Regions from separate parts of the Mus musculus genome. Here region 1 is linked to region 2. The links are chromatin loops, found by intact Hi-C in ENCODE. Cell type or tissue: heart. All regions are shown on one strand. Links, peaks and the distances in the headings refer to the core of each region. The heading gives the core; the rest is flanking DNA. Region 1 has its middle 17 kb from the start of Gm34441. Region 2 has its middle 7.4 kb from the start of Gm38820.

The links. Hi-C counts contacts between places; a loop is a spot of excess contacts. Peaks named below come from ENCODE experiments on the same cell type or tissue, not always from the same donor. Only the 100,000 strongest peaks of a DNase experiment are listed, where the experiment ranks them.
Region 1: it touches region 2 in a loop (12-fold over the local background); 10 of 42 quality-filtered maps call a loop at or near these places.

The regions. Positions count from the first base shown.
Region 1 is chr6:55,518,642-55,521,558 of GRCm38, reverse strand. No RefSeq gene overlaps it. Among named protein-coding and RNA genes, the nearest start is that of Gm34441, 17 kb to the left of the region's middle. In heart, for the core only: CTCF peaks have their summits at 1,089 (motif pointing left) and 1,610 (motif pointing left); a DNase peak (open chromatin) is centred at 1,588; H3K4me3 peaks cover 674 bases; H3K27ac peaks cover 290 bases.
Region 2 is chr6:55,810,838-55,813,754 of GRCm38, reverse strand. It overlaps a transcript of Itprid1 not described here. Among named protein-coding and RNA genes, the nearest start is that of Gm38820, 7.4 kb to the right of the region's middle. In heart, for the core only: a CTCF peak has its summit at 1,201 (motif pointing right); no DNase peak of the experiment used is centred there; H3K27me3 peaks cover 900 bases.

The DNA of each region.
Region 1 (2,917 bases), core at 277-2,776, 290 kb after region 2:
CCTGGGAAGCAAAGTTCTTCCACCAAATCCCAGTTCCTAGTGATTCTACCCATGCCTAGCATGGCAGGCTGAGCAACAGCTCTTGATATATGGATGCCTTTGGGGGTCGCTACCCAAACCACAGTACTGACCATGAAGAAAAGAATGATAACATTTCAGAATATCTTAAGATGTGTATCCAACCTATTCGTTTAATAAAATAAATAAATAAATATGGTTAATTCCGGTTTATTTTAGAAGTATCATCACATACCAGTATATTCTCCATAGGGTCCAGTCAAGAACTGATTCAAGCCAGAGACTAAACGGAGCCATCTCATTCCCTGGTTATAAGGCTCCAAATCTCCCACCGGTGGCACTCAATGACCCTTAGAATAATGTCTATTGTTCTAAGAGAGTGGCCCAACAGCTTTCTGTATTGCACGTCGGCCCAGAAAGTCTTGAGTAGACTCCATATGCCAGAGTCTCCTGTCATTCTCCCTGCAGTGATTACCAGCCCCCAGTAAGCCTCGGCACCCGTGGCATTTGAGAGCTGGACAATCTGTTGTTGCAAGTTGTGCATCCTAAGACAAGTAGCAGGAGTCTTGCCCTCTCTTCAGTAGGTACCAGGAGGAAAGTCCCTTCTTAAATGTCTATACACGTTGCTAAATATCCCATGGGACAAAGTCACCATTTGAACACCACAGTTTCCGTTTCTTTCACCAACTTTGAGCCATCTGTAAGGGTTCAGCTGCAGTTGTCACGGCTGGATCCCTGGTGTCAATATCAAGGCCTGTGTAATCAAACTATGGTCAAACAAAGGCAGTGCCATTCAGCAACCGCGGAGAGGAGAGGAAGGCTGAGGGGCAGAGCAGAGGGAGATGTTGTCAATGGCAACAGGTATGCTTGGGGGTGAGAGCTGTGCAGAGACGGGGGGGGGGGGGGCGGGGGGAGTTTGGAGTGTGAAAGCGATGTGGGTAACAGATGTTATAGATGAGATGTCACTACCCTATGTTGAAGAAGAAAAGAATAAATAAAATACATAATTTGGGGTTGGAGAGGAGAAAGACATTCAGTGTTTGACTTGAAGAGAGATATAAGGAGAGCAACCTGCTATGAATGTCCAGGAGAGGCTGCCCCCTAGCGTTGTAAGAGTGAAGGATTGCCCTTAAAGTCCTTGTGATCCCACAAACTCCTTCTCTTCTATCCCTACTGTGATAGCCTAACAACAACTCTCTCTCTCTCTCTCTCTCTCTCTCTCTCTCTCTCTCTCTCTCTCTCTCTCTCTCTCTCTCTCTCTCTCTCTCTCTCTCTCTCTCTCTCTCTCTCTCTCTCTCTCTCTCTCTCTCTCTCTCTCTCCCCCTCTCTCTCTCTCTCTCTCTCACACACACACACACACACACACACACACACACACACTTATTTCCTCTAACTCCAAAATCATGCGAAAATGCTTCTGGAAGGAATCTAATTTTTAATGGGGTGAAAAGAGGAAGAGAAAAGCAAGCTGCTGGGAATTCCGGGAGAGGCCATCTTCCTGAATAGCTCTTTCCATAGGATCTGTGCGAGTCCGAGAGCGCTTTAGCGCAGAGTTGGTGCCATCTGGTGGCCAATTCTTACTAGTGCAGCATTACCCGCTGTGAAGACCTGTGAGGCCAAGGGCAGCCCTGAAAGAATGAAGGATTTGGAAGCTGGAAGGCAAATGGGCAGCTTTATGAGCTCCTTTTTCCAGAACCTGGACCCTTGGGTCCAGAGCGGAACAGGACTCACACCCCTACACCGATCCTCTGCTCACCTCGGCAGCAGTGGCCTGCTCAGGAGGCTGGCTGTCTTTGCCTGATCCCTTGTGTCTAGTTGCTGTTGTCCCATGGTGATGTTTTCGTCCTGGTTATTAACAGACTTTATTACCAGTGCTTGGGTGTATGAATTCTTCTTTGAAAATCCAACAAGCTTTTAATTAGATACACAACAGGAAGAGATATTAAGCTATATTAATGCATCTGAAAGCCCCGCACAGCTAAGAGGGAGATCATCTCATAGATAAAGCACTGCTGAAAATTACTGGAGCAGCTTCCAGCAAGTACCCCAATAGAGAACTCCAGGGAGGGTCAATCGTTACTTAACACTTGTGGCAACGCGAAGCCTATGAAAATATCGCTGCTGCTCAGTTTTATGTGAAGAACAGAAATTGGAAGTTACACGTCAGATCCTAAATCAGCCTCATTTTTTAAAGACCCTAATCATGTAAGGACAAATTTAATAAAAGTTAGACTCTCATGTAATTATATCACTACAAATTTGAAAAGAAGGGTCTCTGGGATACTTTTCTTTCCAAGGAATGTCACAAAATTGCCCATGCCTCAGATACATTTGTTGCCAAAGAGACTGGGCATCATCCCTCCCTCCACATTGCTGCCTTTTGACATAGTTTTATTAATTTTGACATGATTTTGTTAGTTTCTGATTGAGCCTGGGCCTCCAGCAGGTTTGGCTTAAAGATTTCTAACCTCTTAGATTCCCATCAGCTTCTGAGGAAATGGCCTGGGCTACCCTGGTGAAGCAGAGATATGACATGCTCAGCCAAAATCATCAAGCTACGCAAGAGGATCCAGCAAAATCCAGAAGAGGTCCGTCCCTGCTGATCCACATCCCAGAAGTCAATGCTGAGATTCCTGAGCTAAGTAAACGATAGTGATTTTAGGACCCTGGGTTTTGAAGTGGTTTGTGATAAAGCAAGCGTTAATGGATACATGTTGAATAGCACGGATCTTAACTAATATTTCAGGGTTTAGAGTTCTTACATACGCATAACAAGATATCTAAGACATAAGACCCAATTCTAACCACAGAAGATGTGTGTCATTTCTTATGCACCTCGGATATAAAACCTGAAGGCAAATCTTCACTCCTTTTCTTGATTCTTATGTTTTTGTTTGTT
Region 2 (2,917 bases), core at 230-2,729:
TGGGACATACACAGAATGAAAGAATGGATACCATGAAGTGGGTAGGGGCTGTGGTTCAAATCCTGCCACCATCTCCTATCTACCTGTCTTCTTTACTTCATCCTCTCTGAAAGTACACATTTTTCTCCTCCAAGCAGAGGATGTGGCCATGGGCAGCTAAACAAGAACCCCATCATGAAGAGAAGAACATAACCTTTCCTGTTGATTCCAGTTAGAACATACTTTAGGGATGTGATCTCAGGAGTTCAGCCTGGGGTCCGGATTTGTTCCTGGCTGATGATCCAGGGTATCTCATTCTGATGACTGCTCAGCCTGGATTCCTCAGGAACAAGAGGTTATAACAGGTATAGGGAAATAAGAACCACTATGAAGAGAATCTGTGGGGAAGGACATCAGAGCACACATGCAGCACTGGTGCAGCTAGGAGCATGTCTCACTGGTAGAGGTGGTCTGTATGCTCACAACTGAATCTTCAACAGAATACCAGCCCAAGACAGGCTATGTGTTTTCAAGCTAGATAAAGAGTTCTCATGGCACAGAAAGTCGGGCATGAATGGTGTTTCTATATGGGAAACTACCCCAACAGCTCTGTCCTGTGGGTCCCCCTATGTGTAGGACATGGATCTCCCTTCAGTTGGTGGAGCATAGCAGGCTAACTCTCTCCTCAAGCTTTAACACCTCTCATTCATTCATCTACTGACATTTCTCCCTTGGTCTTTGCATGGCTAATACATTGGCATCCTTCAGGGCTCTGTCCCTAGAAAGTCTTCTCTGAACATTCTATGTTTGCAAGCCTCTTTCTATGAACCCTCATCAGAGTACTTTAGATTTGTTTGTTTGTTTGTTTTGTTTTGTTTTGTTTTGCTACTTTGCCAATTCACGATTGATATATGTGTCTACTTACTTAATTGTTTATTCTGGTCTTTCTGATCTCAGGTACCATGCCAACTCATTCTTCATTATTCTAATGTCTGTGAATGTGCCCTACTTAATGAAAGGGACTCCGTGGGTACTTAGGAAAGAAATGGCTACATAGATAGATAGCATACATTGTCCATATGAGTACAGTAGTAAGTGAGGAACATAATAAAAAGATAAAAACCTAAAAAGGTAAGGGGTGAGTGAGTTGTGAAGGATATTCAAAAGCACCTGCTAAAGGACCCAAATAGGGCTCTGTAATCCCAACACCAGAGGGCACTGTGTTCATAGTATACAGTGGCCCCAGGGAACCATGTTCATAGTATACAGTGGCCCCAGGGCACTGTGTTCACAGTATACAGTGGCCCCAGACTTAGTAGTATTATCTAGCCCAAGTCTCCCACAGTACATGGCCACTCAGGAACAAGTGATCAATTCTAGAAAACCACAGAGCTCTGGACCACCTTGAACTTGAGAGCAGTGCTTCTTAGTCAGTATGTGTTAAAGGAAAATGTTTATAAAATTATTTATGATCCATATTCACCAAAAACTCAAGTAACCCAAAATCTTAAAATACATTTCTAGGAGAAAAAAAATGAGAAAGAAAATGAGAGTGGGAGGAACAGGACAGGTAGTGTCTTTCCTTATAATTTTGCAGTTTGTTCACCATAAGATTTAAAGTATTATTTCCTTGATTCCCAGGGGTGTGAGGTTAGGATGGTCCATGGTAAACCATTTACTTAGGAACCCCAGACACCATCACAGGCCTGGGTGTAAGAGTTACCTTTAGCTACTGAGAAGAGTAGACAGAATGGTGAGTTTCTCAAACCCAGTGAATAAACAGCTGAAGCCTCAATACAGCCCTAAGCTCAAATCCATCCATTTCTAGTGCAGCACCCTGTATCATGTGAAGAACAGCTATTCCTTTATTCCTGATTCTTTCGTTCATTCACTGAACATGATATCAAAGTGTCACTGGTGATGAATCAGTTTGAAACACTAAGAAGCCAAATGACAGACTAGCTTCAAACTAGGGCTGAGGATTTTAGAGTCTGTCTGGAATGGTGATAACATTCTGGCAGAGAGAAGGTTGGGGCCACTCTGTTCACTCTTGGGCTTGGGGGGGGGGGGGACCTGACTGGGCAGGACAACTATGTCGGGGTGGATGATCCAGGTGAAGCAGGAGAAGCAAAGTCAAGATGCTGGCACAGTGGACATGATTGGGCAGGAGGATGAGTTGTCCCTGCTGCAGCAAAAGCTTGTCTGGCCACCTTTACTGGGGTGAGGGAAGGAAACCACAGGCCCACCAGGAAGCCAGTCTACGACCATGCGACCATGCGTATGGGGGTGGAGAGAGACAGAGGAAAACTCAGAAATGAGAATCTGCAGCTAGAAAAGCGGGTGCAAAGAAACATGGAAATGCAAGAAGCTGGTAAAGGAGAGAGCAGAAGGCAGGCGGCATCTGTGAGCTCAAGGACAGGAGGAAGGAAGAAGGCGGAGGAGGCGGCAACTGCAGTCAGGTTCTCAGCAGCACTAAAATTGTTCCTGCCACTTGGCAGGAGTCAGTTCAGATGTCTTGGATCCAACTGCCTCTCCTTATACTCATTCAGATAACTGTCAATTGGTGAGGCTCATGGACCAAAGGATGCTTGGCAAATAGCCTTTCTCTCCGTGGTGGTGATTTAAGCCCTCAATGTGTTGTTTATGGAAGTAATGACTAAGGCAACGAGTTACTCCTGCCAAACTGGACCGTAAGACATTTGGCATGTCTGATTAAAAGTTTATGGAGCACAGTTTAAGTATACCTAATCTGTCTTAGAAAATATTAACTTAGAGTTTAAATGAATAGACGGTGAGTACTATTACTCCATCTTCAGGCATCTTTGTGGCACTCGCTTTATTATCGACCACTTGTAGTAGTGAAAAAAGAAAGAGTCCTCATATCATAGGAAACCTTGCAAATTTCTAAGCTTATTATGCATTTGATTCCTTCAATAAG